Linked DNA regions of Homo sapiens: regions 1, 2 and 3 are each linked to region 4. Evidence: chromatin loops called from intact Hi-C (ENCODE). Cell type or tissue: Panc1. All regions are shown on one strand. Region 1 overlaps RET (ret proto-oncogene). Region 2 holds the start of RET (ret proto-oncogene). Region 3 has its middle 2.9 kb from the start of LINC01264. Region 4 has its middle 4.2 kb from the start of LINC02623.

What was found. Hi-C counts contacts between places; a loop is a spot of excess contacts. Peaks named below come from ENCODE experiments on the same cell type or tissue, not always from the same donor. Only the 100,000 strongest peaks of a DNase experiment are listed, where the experiment ranks them.
Region 1: it touches region 4 in a loop (4-fold over the local background); 100 of 110 quality-filtered maps call a loop at or near these places.
Region 2: a loop joins it to region 4, with 14 times the contacts of the local background. A loop is called at or near these places in 17 of 110 quality-filtered maps.
Region 3: it touches region 4 in a loop (2.2-fold over the local background); 5 of 110 quality-filtered maps call a loop at or near these places.

The regions. Positions count from the first base shown.
Region 1 is chr10:43,089,754-43,094,753 of GRCh38, reverse strand. The region is part of intron 1 of RET (ret proto-oncogene); the gene reads right to left. Among named protein-coding and RNA genes, the nearest start is that of RET, 15 kb to the right of the region's middle. In Panc1, no CTCF peak of the experiment used is centred here; no DNase peak of the experiment used is centred here.
Region 2 is chr10:43,076,648-43,081,647 of GRCh38, reverse strand. It overlaps RET (ret proto-oncogene), which reads right to left and starts at 4,579. Exons shown (of 20, transcript NM_020975.6): 1 at 4,317-4,579. The coding sequence starts at 4,389. RefSeq lists enhancers at 3,234-4,224, 4,533-5,000 and promoters at 4,357-4,655, 4,357-5,000. In Panc1, a CTCF peak has its summit at 2,556 (motif pointing right); a DNase peak (open chromatin) is centred at 3,334; H3K4me3 peaks cover 1,953 bases; H3K27ac peaks cover 877 bases.
Region 3 is chr10:42,981,908-42,986,907 of GRCh38, reverse strand. No RefSeq gene overlaps it. Among named protein-coding and RNA genes, the nearest start is that of LINC01264, 2.9 kb to the right of the region's middle. RefSeq lists an enhancer at 4,671-5,000. In Panc1, no CTCF peak of the experiment used is centred here; no DNase peak of the experiment used is centred here.
Region 4 is chr10:42,864,856-42,869,855 of GRCh38, reverse strand. No RefSeq gene overlaps it. Among named protein-coding and RNA genes, the nearest start is that of LINC02623, 4.2 kb to the left of the region's middle. RefSeq lists a silencer at 2,908-2,977 and enhancers at 2,756-3,389, 3,390-4,023. In Panc1, CTCF peaks have their summits at 3,007 (motif pointing left) and 4,841; a DNase peak (open chromatin) is centred at 2,957; H3K4me3 peaks cover 558 bases; H3K27ac peaks cover 272 bases.

The sequences.
Region 1 (5,000 bases), 220 kb before region 4:
TTCACACACAAGCACACACATTTTCCTGCACCCTCGGTGCACACATACTAAGCGTGGCCTGGCCCTGTCTGTGGAGGCAGGGGCTCACCAGCTCTCCACTGGCTCCTGGCTGTGGCCCTTGGTCTCTCACTCCCCCACTGCCGACCACCCGGCAGCTCTGATGGGGCACTGTGAGGTCACCCTTGCCATGGCATGGTGACCCTGCCACAGAAACACAAATGGAGCTCCAGACCATGAAAAACTTCCCTAGGATGGCAGCACAAGGGCCGAAATTTGGGACTTCCAAAAAAGAAAACAATAACAACGATATGATCCAAAAACTGCATGAATTAGAAGCAGCGTAGGGCATGTGTGTAGAGCAGGCCCTTCCTGCAGAACCCCTCATGCGACACCAGCCCCACGCCTGCCCTTGATGGGTGGCAGACGATGCAGATGACAGCTTTATTATGGCCCAGCAGAATCTCCTTAAGAGACGATTTCCTAATGCAATCATCTTCCTGGGAATGGGAAACAGGCCCCAGGGCTCCTCCCTGGGGGCTGGGGGTGGAAAGAGGCGGTCCCCGCCTCCCCAGGCCAGCTGTCCCTATGGGGGTCCCTCCAGCCCCATGCTGAGCACTGTTATCCTCTCAGGATGTGACCTGTTACCCCACCCCCACCCCCCCACCGCTTCCCTCCCACTTCCCACTCACGTTTTCTCTTACTATAGTCAAATATTTGACATGTACAACGAATACATTTCACAGAACATTTATGCTGAACAAACACCCTGGAGCCCGTGGCCCTGCTGAACTGGATGCTTGGCCACACTGCTGCTCCTCCCGCCTCCCCACCTGCCACTGTGTCCCACCCCCACCAGCAGGAGCCTGCGCCTGGCCTTCTTCTTGCCTCATTTTTTGACGTCATTCATGGAAGGCCCATTTTTGCTGGGTGGAGAATTCCATGTGGACAGCTATTTTCCTCCACTCTACATAAGGTCTGGCTCCCGTCTTTCAGCCTCACTGCTGCTGCTGAGGGCCCATGCTCAGGCCGGCCCCTCCTGGGTAACCCACTTTCTCCCAGCTGCTCCCAGGACCTCCTCTGTCTTTGGTGCTGTCCAGCGTCGCTGGGATGCTACCGAGGCTGCTCACCCCCTCGGCTGGTTTCCTCCTCTGCACCCTGTCCTCCAGATGGTGGCAGTGGCTCACTCACCAGCCATATCCAGGCCCTGGGCTGTTAATCCTGTCTCTATGCTGGTGTGCAGCATGCTGATCAGCAGCCTGGGCATCTCCATGCCTTGCTCTCTCTACTCCTTTGCCTCAGTTTGGCCCCTCCTCACCCCAAATTGTCCCCAACTCTTCCCCATCTCATCACGGTATGGCCCCACCTCACTGCTCAGGTCACACACCTCAGTCCCCAGATCCCTTTCTCTTTCACCCCTCACCCCACCTCCCAAGTCCCCTCTGCCACCCCTGTCCAACCCTGGACCACATGCTGGGCAGGACAGGCAATCTCGCACAGAGGAGCCAGGGTCCACTGAATCATGGCACCCTCTGTGGAGCCCTGTGTTAACTGTCCGCTGCTTGCAGAATAAAACATAGCTCCTCATCAGGGCTCCCAGGGCCCCCTCTGCCCTCCAACTCACTTCCTCCTCACTCTTACAGGGTGCCTACCTTCCTGCCACATCTGCCAACTCACTTTCTGTGAGCTGAATGAATAAATTTATGAACCAATGAATGAATCAATGAATCAACGAGCCAGTACAATGGTTTCATAAACAGGAGTGTGAAAGGGCTGGGCACATTTGGGAAATGGTCAGAATTTGGGAAGGGGAAGGGAGTAAGAGGACGGGGAGATACTGTGACATGGTCTCACGGGCACTGGAGCCACGGGCAGGCTGTCAGTGGCAGGATAGAGCTGTGTGGATGCGCCCTGTGCACACGTGCAGTGCCCACTAGTGCACCAGCAACCTTGTGGGGCCAGCCACTGTGCTGAGCAAACAAGCCTGAGGCTGAGGACAAAACCACTCCTTTTCAGCTCAGGAAATGATCTATCAGTGCCTGAGGAGCCCTGGGCACCGGAGCTGCCAGCCAGACTCACTCGGGTAGGACCACCTGCAGCATGCTGCACAAACCTGGGTCCTCGGCTCTGTCCCAGCTGGAGGCTGCTTTTGCCTGGGACTATAATCTAACTTTGCATTTAGGGAAAAAACACGGATCAAGGGAGGCTCTACTGTAAATAACAAATTTGGAGGTGTATATAAAGAGAGATTCTAGTTTTAAAAAGTTATTTTAAATTGTGGTAAAATACACATGAACTTTATCATCTTAAAATTTTTAAGTGTACAATTCAGTGGCATTAAGTGCATTCACACTGCCATGCAAACCATCCTTCCACAGCACTCTTTTTATCCTGTAAAACTGAAATTCTGTACCCATGAGACAATTACTCCCCCTCCTCTCCTCTCCCAGTTCCTGGAATCCTCCATTCTACTGTCTCCACGAATTTGACGACTGCAGGGACCTCATGTAAGTGGAATCATACAGTGCTTGTCCTTCTGTGACATAATGCCCTCGAGGTTCAACCATGGCATAGGATGTGGCAAATTTTTTTTCCTTTTTAAAGCCAAGTAATATTCCATTGTATGTCTGTATTATATTTTGCTTATCCATTCATTGGTCAATGGACACTTGGGTAACTTCCTCTTTGTGGTTACTATGAATAATGCTGCTGAAAATGGGGACATACAAATATATCCTGACTGCTTCCTGCTTCCTTTCCTGTATGTATCCAGAGTGGAGGTGCTGGAGCCGAAGTCAGCTCTAGGTTTAACCTTTGAGGAGCCTTCCTGCTGTTCTCCACAGCAGCTACACTATTTACCTTCCAGCAGTGCGCAAGGGTTCAGTTTCTTCACATCCTTACCAACACTGGTTCTTTTTTTTTTTTTTTTTTTTTGATAGTAGACATCCAAATGGGTGTGAGATGGTATCACATGGTGATTTTGATTTGTATTTCTCTAATGAGTGGCAATGCTGAGAATCTTTTCATGTGCTTCTTGGGGCCATCTGTAAATCTTATTCGGAGAAATGTCCATCCAGGCCCTGTGCTCATTTTTTTTGTTGTTGTTGTTGGGTTTTTTTTTTTTTTTGTATGGAGTCTCACTCTGTCACCCAGGCTGGAGTGCAGTGGCACGATCTCGGCTAACTGCAACCTCTGTCTCCTGAGTTCAAGCGATTCTCCTGCCTCAGCCTCCCAAGTAGCTGGGATTACAGCCACCTGCCACCACGCCTGGCTAATTTTTTTGTATTTTTAGTAGAGACAAGGTTTCACCATGTTGGCTAGGCTGCTTTCGAACTCCTGACCTCAAGTGATCTGCCTGCGTGAGCCTCCCCAAGTGCTAGGATTACAGGAGTGAGCCACCGCACCTGGCCCCCTGTGCTCATTTTGGAATCAGGTTTTTTTGTTGCTGTTGTTGAGTGTGAGGAGTTCTCTACAGATTCTGGATTAACACTGATCAGATCTATGAATTACAAGTTTTTCTCCCATTCCATGGGCTGTGTTTTCACTCTTCTGATTGTGGCCTTGGTTCACAGAAGTTTTACATTTTGATGTAGCCCAATTCATCCATTCTTTCTTCGGCTGCCTGTGCATCTGGTTTTTATAGGGGGATCCCAGTTTTAAAGATGTGTACACAGCTAAATCTTCAGCTAGAACCAAGGTCAAACAGAAGCATGAAATTTTTGGCCCCATCTGGCATCACCCTGCTGCCCTGGTCACCTGCCTGGGGCAGGTACACACCTGGGCACGGCCAGTATCTGCTGCAGTTCCCACTTCAGCTGCTGTCCACTCATGAGACCACAGCATCCAGGCACGAGAGCGCCCTGACTGGCTAGGGAGCGCGCCATCTCTAGGCAGGTGTGAGGGCTCACAAGGGCTGGGCCGCTAGGGCCAGCCCTCGGTGCCAGGGTCCCAGGGGGCCAGGAGCCTGCAGAGGAGGAACCTCTGCTCCTGACCGGCACCACTGCTGCATGCGCCTGGGTGCGCAAAAAAGGTTTTTGTTTTAATTCATTTTAAAATCAAAAGGATGAAATAAATATAATAAGAAATAAATAATAATAAAGTGGCCTGGATTGTGTTTGTCTTATACCAACACAGTTGCAGAATATAATTTTGCTTTTGGATGTGGGAGGGGCCCATGGTGCACGCATGTGGCCCTGGCTTGAGAGTCACCTGGTTGTGCCTGAGCCCCCAGGAGGACAAGGCTTAGCATGGAGCACACAGCCCTGAGCAAGGCAGGGACCCATCTGAGGCCTCAGCAGAGGAGGCAGCGCCCAGAAGCGGCCCAGTCTCAACTGCCTTCTGTCACAGAGCCCTTCCCTTTGCCACGCCTCCTCCTCACACGAGCCCAGTGCCAACCCAAGAGGCTCCCGGGCAGCCACTACTGGACACTGGTTTCCAAGTGACGATTAAGTGCACCCTGCCTGGCGTCCTGCTCTCTTCCTAAATTCCCTGTGTCTTCCCTGCACCTGGGGGTGGCTCTCATCACCTCTGACTCAGGAGGTTCAGTGGGCTCTCAGCCTCACCCCTGCCCAGGGCAGCCACCAAACACAGCTGTTCACAGGTGTCTCTCTGAGCCATTTGCCAGGCCTGGGCCTACTCACACATGTCCAGTTTCCCTTTCATACACAGAGCCTGGTATGTGCAGCTGCCTGCATGCCCCTGCCATCAGCCCCTCACTCCGGGCCCTGGTGCTCGCTCGCTCAGCCTGGCCCAGGGCTCCCAGGTGCATGGCCATCCCTGTCCTCTCCACCTGTGGGAGTCCTGCCCACTGTCCTGAACAAGCTCCTGTCCCAGCCCCGATCTCTGCCCCAAGTCCTGACCTTGCTGGCCTTTGCCTCCCTTAACTCTCAGGGTTCTTGTCTGATGATAACAAGAGTATGAGGCTGACAGACAGTGCCCATACACTCAACCTGCTCTTGGCAGGGACGGCTTCCTCCAGATGCCCTGCCTATGAGCCAGAGGAG
Region 2 (5,000 bases), 210 kb before region 4:
GCCATGGGGTGCTCCCCTACCCCATGGGGCACAGAAGACGGCTCTGGCAGGCCCAGGTGCAGACGGGCACGGAGAGACAGCCCTGGTGCCATCATCACCTTCTCTGTGACCATGACTGAGGTGTGCTCCCTGCCTGGTGGTCACTGCCCAGTCCCCGCCCCTTGCCACACACGCATGCGGAAGTCCCTACACAGGGTCTCCTTGACTACGGTCTCTCCCTGCCATGAGACAGCTCTGGAGAGTCCCCAGCCCTAGAGCAGCAGGGCAGGAGCCGAGGCTCCCTCAGGAGTGCTCCCAGCCTGCTGTTGTTACTATTATTGTTACTGTTATTGTTACTATTAAGTCACTCTGCTGAAAAATAATTGCAGAGGAGTGGGGAGATAGAGGGCACAGCAGAGAACGGGGAGGGAGCATAACCTGGCACCAGGAAGCAGCCTCCAAAGAAGGAAGGGGGGATGGGGGGGGCCCACTTCTGGGGGAGGGGCTCCTGAAGTGGAAAGGAAGTGCCTCTGCAGGAGGGGAGGAGGGCAGCAGGGAGCATGGGGGGCTGCACCCTGCTTTGCCCCTATTCCCTGGCTTTCTTCTCCCAGGCTGTCCTGGAGGATGGGAAAAATGAGGAGGAAGGCCCTGTCCTGCATGAGGAAACACAGCTGTACCCCCATCCCTGATGCCCAAACCCCATCCCTGCACCCTTGTCTTCAGAGCAGTAGCTTCCATCCGATGCCAGGGCCTCAGGCATATGTTGGCTGCAAGGGCCACAGCCTGGTGTCCCAGCCGAACATCTGCACCGCCACTGGCAGCAAGATGCCTTCCTGCCATCCACAGAGCACACACAGTCGGCCCTTCTGCTGGCACAGCCATGCCTGGTGCTCCTCCCCAGACCCATAGGACTCCCAGACATCAACTAAAGCTGACGAGACCCAGAGAGTATCTCAGCGTCTGTGCATGGTGCCACACATTACTCTGGGATCTGGGCTGGGATGTCCTGAGGGCACCTGGAGCCCGAGGTGGGGGGACTCACCAGTGGGTGGGCAGGCTCAGGGCAACCTCCCTGGAAGCCCTCCTTAGCCCCACCCTGGACCCACACCACTGGCCCAGAGAACGGGCTGGAGCAAGCCAGAGGGCCAGGGCTGGGGAGCTCCCGCATCCTCTCTACCGGTTCGAGTCCATAGGCTATGAGAACCTGTTTCCTCACCTGTGAAATGGGCCAAGACCATGACCCTTGCAGACTTGTTGGAAAAGATGAAGTGAGTAGGCACAGCACAGGGGCAGTGCACTGTGAGCCCCCATGGGGTGCTACTGCTGGTATTAGCCTTATCCAGTTAAGACGAGGGGACCTAGAGGGTCTTCGGCCAGGCTGCAGAGGGGGAAGGTCTCAGGGGAGATGGCAGCTTCCGGGCCTTCCCTTCCCCTTGGCACCCCAGGTTCCATTTTAACAGATATCATAATTTTTAATTGGTTTTCTCCTCCACTGGCTAAAAGGCTATTAGCTCCCCGCTAGGTGATCGCATCCCATTTTCTTCACACCACCAAGGAAACAGTGATTTCCTCAGCCTGTCCCTAAAGTGATTCTGCAGAAGAAAGGCAATTTAGTGAATCAGCTCAATGCACTTCCCCATTTGCTCTCTGCTTGCAGGCCCCCAGCAGGCACAGCCCACCAGTGAGGGCTGCAGGCAGCTTCTGGAGGCCAGACAGGGTTAGTGAGCTGGAGTGGAGGAGGAAGCAAGCCAGGCCCAGGTGAACCTGGTGAAGCCTCTGGCCAGAGAAAGGGGAGAAGGAAAAGGATGAAGCAGGGGGAGCTGTACCCCTGGCCTGAGCTGCCCGCGCTGATACCTGGTGCTTCAGGCAGGGGTGGGCTGCCTAGGCCCTCTGCAGAGGGTGGTCTGGCAGCTTGGATCCGGGCCCTGCCAAGTCACAGTGCCCAGCTCTTCCATGCTGGGAACAGAAGGCCCCGGGGCCCAGGGGCAGAGAGGGAATGTCCTTCCTTGCTGCAAAACAGGACCCAAGAAGTCAGGCCAGGAAGACAAGAGACAAGAGGCTTGCTGAGGAGCTGTGGGAGGTTGAGGTGCAGGGTCAGCCTGGGACCTGGGGGGAACCCCAGAAGCTGAGACTCAGTTTCCTCATCCAAGCAACGGGGACAGCTGTATCTGTGTTGAGCAATGAAATGCCAGAAACCTTTAAGAGCAACTTTTAAATGAATGTAACTTTTAGATGGAGGTTCTCTCACTCTGGTTCCAGCATACCTGGGGCTGACAGGCTATGCCCTGCAGGTATGAGGAGTGTGTGTCCCTATATACACACGTGGCGTCCCTGTGTGTATGAGTGATGAGAGGGGCTGGGGTCCCTGTGTGGACGTGGGTGAGGCAGGGTGTGAAGGAACCACGCTGTGCATGTCCACAGCCTTGGCAGCAAGTGCTGTGAGAAGGGGCAGGAGTGTGTCTTGGTGATCCAGTGTGAGTGTGCATGTGTGAGCTGTGGAAGAACCCTCATCCTCTAGAGACCCAGTCTGTGCCTGTCATCAGGCCCAGCCACTAAAGTGCAGCGTCCGCAAGAGGGCGCTTGAGGCCGAGCTGTCCCCTTGGGGTGGTTGGGGAGCACCGAGGGGCTCACTGGGGCGGTCCTTGGCAGCTCCAAGAGTGCGGCTCGAACCTCCGGAGCTGTGGCTCCTGGGAAAGAGCTCTGCAGCCTCTTCAAAGGCCCCAGCTGTCTACTCCAGGGAGTGGGGCTGCCTCTTCACTCCCAGTGCCTCCAACTGTGGTGTCCGGGTTATCCCAGGGGCTAGGGGCTCACCATCTCTGGATTCGGGAAGCTGTCTGTGGGCCAGGGGTCTGGGCACGGAAAGCTACCTGCATGCCTGCTGAGTGCCACAAGCCGGCCCCCAGAGCCTGGCCCCCACAGCCTCACTGGCCACCCCAACTGAACGCAAGGCTGTGGAAGGGTGTGGGGAAGTCCTCTGCCCAGCACACCAGCAGCAGTTCACACCTGGCCCCCTGCCCACAACCTCAAAGCCAAAGCCACAGCCCAGAATCCCAAGACAGCGTCAGAGCGCCTTGTTTGCTTCTGCCCCGTGTCTTCCCCCTGCAGCACTGGGACCCCAAAGTCCTAACACTCAGAAAAGATAGAAAGGCAAGGGCTTCTCCCCTGTCCCTCGCTAGGTGGACTGGGGACCCGCTCTGGCCTCAGCATATGCTGAGCTGAGGCGCAGGTCACACAAATGAAGTCTCAGGCAGGCCTGGAAACTCAGTTTGTGCAGGGCCTGGGGCCAGAGACAGGGTGACTGACCATGGCTTCTTCTGTTCCCAAAGGCTGTGGGGAGAGAAAGCCCTTTGTAAGGAGTGAGGGAGGATGGCCAGGGCTCCTTCCCTCTTAGAGGGAAACTTGGTTCATACACAAGCGCTTGGAGGGGATCAAGTCAGGGCCAGTTTGAGGGACACTTAAACGCGTGCCAAGGGGTCAAAGATTCCACAGCCTTGCGGCTCACTCTGCCAGAGTTTGGGTGGGGTCGATGACCATCTTTGCAAGGCCACACCTAATGCTGGGATCCTAAGGCACCTGAGGTTTCACCAGGCCCAGCACCAACGCTGGCTGGCGGCGCAAACCCCTGCCCCACCCCAAGCCCTGGGCCTCCTATGGCCGCATCTTCAGCATCTCTGCCAGGCAGCGCCACACGACTCCAGGGCTGCCGGGTGGGACGCCTATCACGGCGGCCCCTCGGGGGGAGCCACCCCAGAAACCACGGTTTTTAGGTGTTTAAAGACAGGGCGGCAAAAACGCACGAGGGAAAAGCAATCTTTTCAAAAGAGCCTCCGAATCCCTCGGCTGGCCAGGACGGCAGAGCTGGGGGAGGAACGCACGGACGCTGAGCGGGAAAAGGAAACCAGGACGGAGCCGTCTCCTGCCGAAACAGAACTCTCCGCACGAATCGCGGGCTTTCGGGGCTCCCTGACCCGTCCGCCAGGTCGGCCCCGAAACGGCTGTCCCGTTTGCTCCAGGACGCGGCTTTGGCGCAGGGCGCGGCCAGATTGAGACCTGCGGCTATGGCTAGGGTTCTGAGCACCGACCCCCGCGGCCCGGCCCGCGCTCCGCTCCCGCCCGAGACCCGCCCAGCCCCGGCCCGAGGCGCCCGGCCCGAGGCGTCCTGCCCTTCGCCCGCCGCCCGCCGCAGCCACTGCGCTCCCAGCCGAGGCCGGGTGGCCGGCGACCGCACAGCCCGCTGCCCACGGCAAACAGAAAGGCGCTTCTGAACGCGCCCGCTCCGCTGCTCGGCGCCAACTTCGCCCTGGCCCCTGCGGGAGCCGGCGGCCGGCAGAACTCACCTTTGCCTAGCAGCGGCAGCAGCAGCAGCAACAGCAGACGCAGCCCCGCGGCACCGGACGTCGCCTTCGCCATCGCCCGTGCGCGCTGGGGCCACGGCTGGAGGGACTGCGGCTAGGGCCGGCGGGTCTGGATGGCGGGTGCGGCGCTCAGTCTGGCCGCCCCATCCCCGCCCGGGGCGCGGCGGACGCGACGGACACTGGGGGCGCGACGCACGTTCCGGGGCACTCAGCGCTGCTGCGCGCCCTGCTTCGGTCGCGGGACTGAAGCGAGGTAAGCGCCGGCTGCGCCGGAGGAGCGGGTAGGGGCGGGGCGGGGCGGGGGCGGTCCAGGGGTGGGCCAGGCGGGGCCGGAGGCGGGTGGGGTGCGGGAAGGGGCGGGGCTCCAGTGCTTGCTCTGGCTGCGCGGGGTGCGGCCGGGGCGCGGCGCGTGTAGGAGCTCAGTGCGGGACGCGCGGCTTGGGCCGGGTGGGGCTTGGGGAGGAGCGGGGTGCGGGAGCGGGGTGCGGCCGAAAAGGGCCCGGCAGGAGCCGGGTGCGGACCCCGAGGTGCGCGGCGGGGATGGAACCCAGGAGCCCGGGTCCGCGCACCTACGCAGAGCCGCTCTTCCTACCCGGTGCGCGCCCGCTTGCAGTCCCTGCCTTTTGCCCTTTCCGCTGCACAGAGAGGGCAGGGATGCTACGCGGG
Region 3 (5,000 bases), 120 kb before region 4:
CCCGGCCAGGACATGTATCATGTGTGATGGCTGTGGAAGGAGCTACATCTGAGCTCAGTGGTGAAGAGTGCCTGTAATTGATTAATAATGTCTACCACGGACAGGGCAAGGGCAGTGGTGACTCGTGAGTCATATATTTTCAGCCTCACACAGACCATAGAGTATGTTTGGCACTAAAAGCCCCATATGGATTGAGATTTGCAGAATCTCTTGGAAAAAAAGATACATCCTGGCTGAGCAGATCCTAGGGTCTCTTGACTGACCCTGCACATGTACACAGGTGCACAGATGCTGCCAGGAGGCCATTATGAATTCTATTTTATCTAATAGCCTGGTCAGGAAATGGAAGGGTATATTACAGATCATTAAGTGGGTGAAGGAATTTGACAACCTTTGATCCGACTCAGTAAAATAGATGGCATGAATTAATTCCCTGGCTTGTGGAGAGAAGAAAAGTCATCCTTCAACAGTGGTGACAGGCAGGGAGTTCACCCCCTGTGGGACAGATTCTAGGGAAGGCATGCAGCAGCTTCCCTGGGAGTGAAGGGCTGAGATGCATGGGGTGGGGAGCAGGAACCTGAGGGCCCCAGGCTGCCCCTCCAAGCCCCTGCTCCAGCCAAGGTATCATGAGAGGCACTAGTGTGTCCCTCACTTCCCCTTGGCCAGGGGACAGCTCTCAGGGAATGTTCTCCAAGACCAGGGGACAGCCCTTGAGGGCAACATGGGCACCAGTTACCCCTGAGGGCCAGGCCTGGGTCCCTAGGACTGACCCCTGTGCTCGTGCCTCACTGACCCTGCAAGGGGGCCGGGGATGGGGGCTCAGGGCAGGAACCTCAGGTCAGGCTCACAATGTCCAGTTACAAACAAGTCCACCTGGACATCCAGTAGGTATTCAAAAGGCACTTGTCCCCATTTCCTTCCCCATAGGCCTGCCCTCGCCCCACTCCAGCTGATGATAGCCCTGCACTCCCAGTTTCTCAGGCCACAGGTCCTGGCGTCTCCCTGGGTGCTGGCTTCTCTCATTTCCTTCACCCCACGCACCAGCAGTTCCCGTGGTCCCAGAATCTGACCCCTCACCTCCTGCCCACCTGCTGCATCTCTGCAGTGGCCCATTCTGCACTTTCCTGTCCACCAGCACTGCAGCCTGTCCTCCTGTTCTCTGCCCGAGACAACAGGATTCTCCTGAGATGTAAGTCAGAACCCACTGTGCCACTGCTCCAGCCATGTGCTGCTCTCTTGGGCACCTCACTGATCCACCAGGGACCCCTAGCCAGGGCCTCGATACTGGCGTCCCCCATGCCTGGCATGATCTCCCCCAGGTGTCCACATGGCTCAGCATCACCTCGGCAAGTTCTGTCCTCAGTGGGTATGTGGGCCCTCGGGGACATAGGTTTTGTCTTTTTGTCACTGCTGTGTCCCAGTGCCCACTCTAGGCTGATTATCTGTGACCCCCATTCATATGTGAAAGCCCAAACCCCAGCGTGATGGCAGTGGGTGTGAGGGCTGTGGGAGGGAATTAGGTCATGGGCGTGGAGACTCCATGAATGGGATTAGTGCACCTATAAGGAGGGATGCAAGGGGCATGATCTCACTCCACCATGGGAAGATGTCATGAGAGGACAGCCGGCCGCAAACCAGGAAGAGAGGCCTCACCACCACTGACCCTGCTGGAACCCAGTCCAGAGGCCGGCCTCCAGAACTGTTAGAAATGACTGTTTGCTCAAGCCGGTGTAACCTATCTTGTTATGGCAGCCCACAGCAGGGCCTGACAGGCAGTGGGACCTCAATGGGTATGTGCTGAATGAATGAAGGAGAAAGCTGGGCAGGCCAGGCCCTGTGGCCCCACAGGCTGCCGGAGGCTGCACTCTCTCCAGCGTTGGAGAAGCCTCTCCCCTCCGCTCAGATGAGGAGCAGACCCAGGAGCAGGACCTTGCGTGGACGTGGCAGGTTCTGTGGCAGGCCCAGGCTCGGGGAGTGACATTGACGGGGAAGAGGTGCTCAGGCAGAATCCTCCTGAATGGGCGAGTGGCTGTCACCTAGATAGGACACGAGGGGTGGGGGGAGCCTTTCCCTCATGGGGGTGGCACTTGCCAAGGCTAAGTGTGAAGTCCCCAGGCCAGAACAGGACCCTGCAGGGGGTGCAGTATGGCTGGGCCAGGGCCGCCTGCCAGGTATGATTGGCCAGGAGATGGGTCCAAGGTAGAGGGGGCTTGTCTTGGTGGCGCGTGCCCATGCACTGGCATCCCAGAGCTCCAGCGTCTTCTGTAGGCCTTGGAAACATGGTGAAGAATTTTGTGGGAAGGTGTGGCATCATCATTTTTGCATTTACAGTTATGTTGGCAGCGGGTGCAGCACCACGAGCAGGCAGAAAGTGGGAAACTGAGTCAGCAGAGGGTGAGCAGAAGTGGGGGAGCACGGGAGCAATGTTCTGGAGGGTTTCCAGCTCCCCCTCACCAGCTGTGTGGATACGGACATCCTCCTTTTTTCTCTTATTCTCAGTGTCTTCACCTGTAAGATGGACTGATAATGGAAATGGCACCAGGGCAGGCTGATGTTATGCCAGGTGGGTGTACAGAACACCTGCCAGAGCCCGAGTTCCCCAGGCAGAACTTCTGCCCTGTCTGCCAGTGCCCAAAGGAGCCCAGTGCACAGAGCACCTCTGAGTCTGCACCTCCCCTCAAGCTCATGTCCTCAGCCTGGCTGCTAATAGCTCAGTGAGGGCAGAGCCTTGATGGGGAACAAGACCTTTCTCGAAAAACACCCTGTGCTTGGCTGAAATGCGTCCTTAGTATGCAAGGATGCTGGGTCCATTAACATCGAGTGCACCATCATACCACAGGAGTGATTGTTTCTCAAATAGAATTACTTCCTCTGATTATCCTCTAAAGAGACAGGCCAGGGGATATGGGCGTGAGGTGCTGGGAGGCCAGAGCTAAATCCAATCAGGGACCTGGCTCTTGGGAGATGGGTCTGCACTGGGGTCCGTGTGGCATGTAAGTGGGGACCCTTGGGACCCTCAACAAGGCCTCTTCTGTTGCTCCCCCAGCCCCCACTCCACAGAGAGCCTGAGCCCCAGCCAAAAAAGGCGTGGGCCAGGCAGAGCACAGGGACCATGCGTGAGGGAAGATGGCAGGCGGGCTATTTGGGGGGCCTCTGTCTCAGTGCCCTGGAGAGATTTTGCTCCAAGCAGAGCTGGGTGTCCGTGGCCTTATGACCCTGTGCCATCTGCCCTTCCTGATGGCATCATCCCAAGCAGGTTACACAGCTCTCCACGAAGGGAGTGAAGAACCATCACACCCAGCATGTCCTAAAGACCTGGGTGCATCCCTCACTGAGCCCTGGGAGTGGGCACAATGATCCCCCATCTTACAGATGAGCAGGCTGAGGCACAGAGAGCCATCCAGCTGGTGTGGCTGTGGCACTGGGTGCCTCAGAGGCCCTGCTGTGGGTGTGGCATGTGTAACGGTGGATGAGACCGAATGGAGCAGCTGGTGTGGGGCAAGGGGCACGTACACAAGCACGAGAATTGACTCAGGGTAAGTGCGTTACAGAGAGGAACTCTAGGCAGGAGTTGCTGCAGCTGGGCCAGAGGGAGGGCCCCAGGGACAAGGTCTGCATGGAGGAAGGAAGGTGACCAAAAGGAATGCAGGATAAATGCTTCTAAACAGAAGGCACAGTGCGTGCAGAGGCCCGGAGATAGGGTGAATGTAAGGAACCTGGTGAGGCGGCAAGAGCTGCATGTGGGGAGCATGTGACAGGTGAGAGAGGAGATGAGACTGTAGGGTAAGCAGGTGCCGGCCAGGGGTGTTTAGAGGAGGGAGGAGGGTGGGTTTGGCCTGGCTGCCATGGTGGATGGCAGCAAGACCAAGCTGGCAAGCAGCGGGACCCAGTGCACACTCCAGAAACTTCTGCTGCTGCGGGAAGGGGCAGGGCAGGGCTAGGAGACACGGGGGAAGTTGTCTCCAGAGAGCTGTGGAGGATGACAGCTGAGGGGATGGTGCCAGGGAGAGAGCTGGGTGAGAATGTGTCCAGGTGAGGAAGGGTCAGGTGGGGGTGCATGCAGTTGAGGAAGGAATGCAGGTGAGGGTTGCCTGCATTCTGAAGATGGGCAATAGGGCATCCTTGGGTTAGGTGGGGGATGAGGGAATGATGGTGTGGGGGTCTCGAAGGGTTTTATTTATTTATTTATTTAGAGACAAGGTCTTGCTCTGTTGCCCAGGCTGGAGTCAAGTGGCACGACCTTGGCTCACTGCAGCCTTGACCTCCTGGGCTCATGCAATCTTCCTGCCCCAGTCTCCCAAATAGCTAGGACTACCAGTGCACGCCACTATGCCTGTCTAAATTTTTTAGTTTTTATGGAGATGAGGTCTCACTTTGTTGCCTAGGCTGGCCTCAAACTCCTGAGCTCGAGTGACCCTCCCACCTCAGCCTCCTGAATAGCTGGGATTACAGGCATGAGCCACCATACCTGGCTCATTTTTTAGTTTTTTTTTTTTTTTGATAGAGATGACATCTTGCCATGTTCTCCAGAGTAGTCTCCAATTCCTGGGCTCAAGCGATCCGCCCACTTCGGTCTTCCAAAGTGCTGGGATTACAGGCATGTGCCACCATGCCCAGCTCTCAAAGGGTTTTAGACCCAAGTAGCAGGAATAAGCCAGTTTAAACAGGGAGGAGATCAGGGTTGGGTCTTGGAACAGTTCTGGCCCCCAGGGTACCAGGTGCCACAGGCCTCAAGCAGGCTTAGAGTGTGTGGTTGGCTCGTGGGTGGAGGGTGTCGCGGTCACCGGCCCATGGTGGCACTGGCCATGCAGGGGCTGGATGACAGCACATAATTGGCACGGGACAGAGTCGGGATACCCTGACTTTCCTGGTGAGGGAGAGGGGAGGCATCTGCAGAGGAGCAGGTGGGAAGGCTCCAGGCAGGGGCCATCTGCAGCAAGTGCTGGTCAGGGCCTTGCTCCCCATGGCTCAGTGGGGCCTGGGGTTTCCTCCAGGCAGCT
Region 4 (5,000 bases):
CATGAGTGCCTGTACATGTGAGCATGCATGTGCATGTGTGTGCATGTGCATGTGTGTGCATGTGTGTGCATGTGTGTGTGTGCATGAGCCTTGCAGCCTTGCATGTGTGTGCATATGCATATGTGTGTGCATATGTGCATATGCATATGTGTGTGCGTATGTGCATATGCATATGTGTGTGCGTATGTGCATATGCATATGTGTGTGCGTATGTGCATATGCATATGTGTGTGCGTATGTGCATATGCATATATGAGCATGCATGTGTGTGTGCCCTAGTCCAGACAGGGCTCTGAATGCACTGTGGGGGACAGATGATTTCAGACTCCACCATGCGTCTGAAATCAGTGGGACAGATGACCTTGAACAAGGCCTTATGGCTCACTTAGTGTGAGCCAGACTCCTTAGAGACAGTGACGGCAGGACACACACGTGGGGGTCCACCTTCCCAGAGCTGGAGCCCACATAGCTCCAGGACCTCAAGGGAAGCCCAGGGGCTGAAGGGCCCAGGAGGTCCATCCATGTGATGGACCCAAGGAGACTTTGGTGGCTTCTCTGTTAAGATTTGAAGGGGGCCAGGTGTGGTGGCTCATGCCTGTAATCCCAGCACTTTGGGAGGCTGTGGCAGGGGGATCATGAGGTCAGGAGTTCAAGACCAGCCTGGCCAACATAGTGAAACCCCGTCTCTACTAAAATACAAAAAAAAAAAAAAAAAATTAGCCGGGTGTGGTGGTGGGTGCCTGTAGTCCCAGCTACTTGTGAGGCTGAGGCAGGAGAATCGCTTGAACCCGGGAGGCGGAGATTGCAGTGAGCTGAGATCACGCCACTGCACTCCAGGCTGGGAGACAGAGCAGGACTCCATCTCAAAAAAAAAAAAAAAAAAAAAGATTTGAAGGGATCCCAGGGGGCAGGGCTGGGTGGGCACAGGATGGAGACAGCGACACCTTTGGTCTTGGGTAGCCCCTGCCAGCCCCAGCATATCCTCAGCAGATAGGGTGACAACAGTGCCACTACCTCTAGTGGGAGGCTCAAGAGAAATTCACGTGACGCACCTGCCTGGGCTTGGTGAGTGAAAAGCTCCCCACTGACTCGAGCGCTGGTGGTGAGGATGGAAAGGGAGGTAGAGATGGAGGCGACAGCGTGGGCAGAGCAAGAGCACAGCCATGGAAGGGAGGTCCTCCCAGCTAGCCTTCAGGAGGCCCATGGCCAGCCTCAGGGCAGGAGGAAAGAATGTGGACCAAAAGCGGAACGTCCAGCCAGGGGAGGCCCCAGCAATGGCTGTATCAGGGCTGAGTGTGATCACAGGAAAAGCCACCCAAGGATTGAAATCGAGTGGAGTCAAGACTACGTGGAAGCCTACCTCTCCATGATGGCAACTTTGGAAGAACGTGTGACCTTGCGGAAGTGCACAGAAGGCACTGCTGGCCTGAATGGGTCCTTGGGCCCTGGTCTCGGGGCCGGCTTTTCTCCCTTCCCCAGACCTGCTGTGGCTCCATCCCCTCTCTCCTGCATCCTGGGATTGCCCCCAATTAACTACCTGCTTACAAGCCTTTTCTTTATTTTCTTTTTGCCTTTTCTTCTTTACATGTAAAGCATGAGTCCATCTGGAGCTTATTTTAAAGCATAGAATGAGGACTGACATTGACCTGTTTTTTTAAATGAAATAACTAGTTGTCCCAACCCTGCTTGTTGGATAATACTGCGGTTTCAGGAGTACCCCCACTGTCATACACCCGTGGGTCCATACCCCTGGGCTCTCCATCTGGGCACTCCCCTACCTGTGGCACCTCCTTCCTGAGGGCCGGCCTCACCCAGGGCCCAGCTGCCCTCTCCGTGGCCTGTGTCTTCCTTTCCTGATGCCTCAGATTCCCCCCATTCTCTGGCACTCTCTCCATCCTCCTGACCTCACTCTGCACCTCCCATGAGGTGCAGGACTGCCCTGCTCCAGCCCCCAGCTTCCTCAATCCCGAAGCCTTGTGCCACTGAAGCAGGAGCCCCAGAGTGCACCTGGATGGCAGCTTCTCTCCTGGCCAACAAACACCTGGTGCTGGCTGCCCTCCCAGCATCTCCCCTCAACAACTCAGCTCCACCCCAGGGCCTTAACACACACATGCACAGCACACACACGTACAAACATATGCACACACAGACATGCACACAAATGTACATACGGACTTACACAGCCACATACAGATGTGCACACACTCGTGCATACACAGATGTGTTCATGCAAACACACACGCGTATGCTCACGGGCGCGTACACATGTGTATGTTATGCTAAGAAATCCATTTTGTGTAGAAGACACTCAGGCTCAAATATGTGTCCAAAGTCACACAGCTATGGAGCGGCAGAACTCAGGTCTCTAGTGCACACAGCCCCGACTTAACCGCAGTTCCACTTAACAGTTTTCAACTTTATAGTGATGCAAAAGCCATCCACAGTCAGCAGAAACCCTCGTTTGAGTCCCACACGGCAACTCGGTTTTTCACTTTCAGTACAGTAGTCAATGATTACATGAGGTATCCGACACTTGACTACAAAACAGGCTTCGTGTTGATGCTTCTGCCCACCGCAGGCTCAGGGCAGTGTTCTCAGCAGGCCAAGGTAGGCCCCCACGCTGTGCTATTCGGTAGTCAGGTGGACTCAGTCATTTTCCACTCTCAGCGGCCTTATCGGGCCGCAGCCAGGGGTAAGTTGAGCAGTGTCTGTACTTTTAGCTCCACCCTGGGTATTTTAAGCGGCAGATTTACAAAACAAAAACAAAAACAAAAACAAAAACAGGGTTCCAAACAGTAGGGACATAAAAGGAGAGAATGCACGTTGCGGTCAGCCCATGCCTGGGAGCATAAGCACTTCAGGGGCATCAGCAGGCGTGACTGGCGATTGTTCCTGCTTTTCCTGGCAGCAGCGGCCTGGGCCTGAGACTGACCGCCCTGGCCACAGCCCTAGGCGAGGCTGCTGGGAGCCGGGAGCCGCCGCGCTCCGCGGTAGCGAGTCTGCGGTGCCACCTCGTGGCTACTGCGTGGAACTCCTCGTGGTGCGGGCCGGGAAGGCCGGGTCCCCACAAAGCCGGAGCCCGAGCACAGCGGTGCGCGCTCGCCTCAGGGGATCCCGCAGCACCCGGATACGGGGGCTGGTCCCCCAAAACCCTCAGGGGTGAGAGGAAGGAGGTCCCCAGCCTGCTGAGAGCTGTCCTCTGAGCACGCACTCGCGCACACTCACACGTGCGTGTGTGCATCCTCGGGTACCCTGACGCGTTCACACGCACGCACACGCGTGTGCACAAGCACCGTCTTTCACAAGCGTATGACGCGTTCACACAAGAGTGTGACGCGTTCACACGCACGCACACTCCCTCTCCCTCGAGCCTGGAAGGCGCACTGGGCTCATGGTGGAAACCTCTACCGCGGCAGAGGCACCGCGCCAGGGCCAGGATGCGCGCTTTTATTTCAGACGCGAAAACCGAGGCCCGAAAGAGACAGCCGGTGTCCAAACCTGTCCAACGACTCTGCTGATCGCGCCTCCTGTGTGCGGCCGGGGCGGGTGTGAGGGCAGCGGGCCCACCCTACGCCTGACCCGCCCCGGGGCCTCGAGCCACTTCCTCAGGAGCTCCTGGCAGCTGCAGCGACGGCGCGCCCAGTGCCTGAGGGTCCTGTGGAGCCAGGCTTCCCGGCACACAGGCGCGGTGGAGCCTCGGGGCGGGCATACACCCCGCGAGCTCGCGGCGGCCGGGCACTGCGGGTCCTCGGGTGGGGACTCTGGAGTTCAGTCTTGAAGGACAAGGTCACTGAGGATCAGGGAACCAGGAGGGCAGGGAGGGTGGGGAGGGGTGCCTAGGCCTAGTGGGAGAAGCATGTGAAAGTTCCCTAAGAGGGCTGCGGGTGAACAAGCGCTTGGCCTGGCCTCTCCCGGTAGACTGCTGTGGCGCCCCGGAGCCTCCCTTCTCCAAGGCCCCATGGACGCCCCCTGAAGGGTGACGCCCTCGCCCACGCTGAGCTCTGAGTGCTGCACGAGAACTCCCAGAGCCGTGTGCACACGCGCTCGCCGTGTTACATGCAGGACTGAGGCACCAGGAGGCCCAGGAACTGGCTCAAGCTCGTAGAACTTCATGGCAGGATCTGAAACAGGCAGATCAGCTCCAAAATCCAAGCTCTTTTCAAATTTTTTAATTGTGGTGAAAATATACCTAACATAAAATGCACAGTTGTACCATCTTTTAGTGTGGGTTAACTGGCATTAAGTGCACTCACATTTTCGCATATCCCCTACCACCGTCCATCTCCAGAACCTTTTCATCTTCCCAAAAGGAAACCATACCCATTGAACACCACTGAGCATTGAACCCATTGAACACCAGCTCCCTCCTTTTGTTACCATTGCTCTTTCTGTCTCTGAATTTGCCCATTCTGGGCCCCTCATGTAAGTGAAATCGCAATGTATCTGTCCTTTTGTGGTTGGCTTATTCCATCTAGCACAATGTCCTCAAGGCTCATGCGTGTTGGCATGCCTCTCAGAATTTCCCTCCTGGCCGGGTGATATTATAGGCTCATGCCTATTATCCCAGCTGTTAGGGAGGCAGAGGTGGGAAGATAGCTTGAACCCAGGAGTTCGAGACCTGCCTGGGCAATATAGCGAGACCCCATTCTCCACAAAAAGAAAGAAAAAAAAAGAATCTCCTTCCTGCTAAAGGTTCAGTAACAGTCTACTGTATGCATAACCACATTTCGCTTGTCCATCCACTCACCCATAGACCCTCAGAATGCTTCTACCTTTTGACTCTTGTGAATCATGCTGCTTTGAACATGGGTGTGCAAATATCTGTGAGAGTCCCTGCTCTCAAAAAAATCCACATTCTTGGCACAATGAAGAATCACCTCTCACAGACACCAGGGAAAAGCAGGTCTGTCTGAGAGCAGAGGGTGAGGAGTGGAAAGCCGGGCTGTGGACCACAGTGGGCGGAGGAAAGCCCACCCGCGTGTTCCCATGTGTGGGAGGAG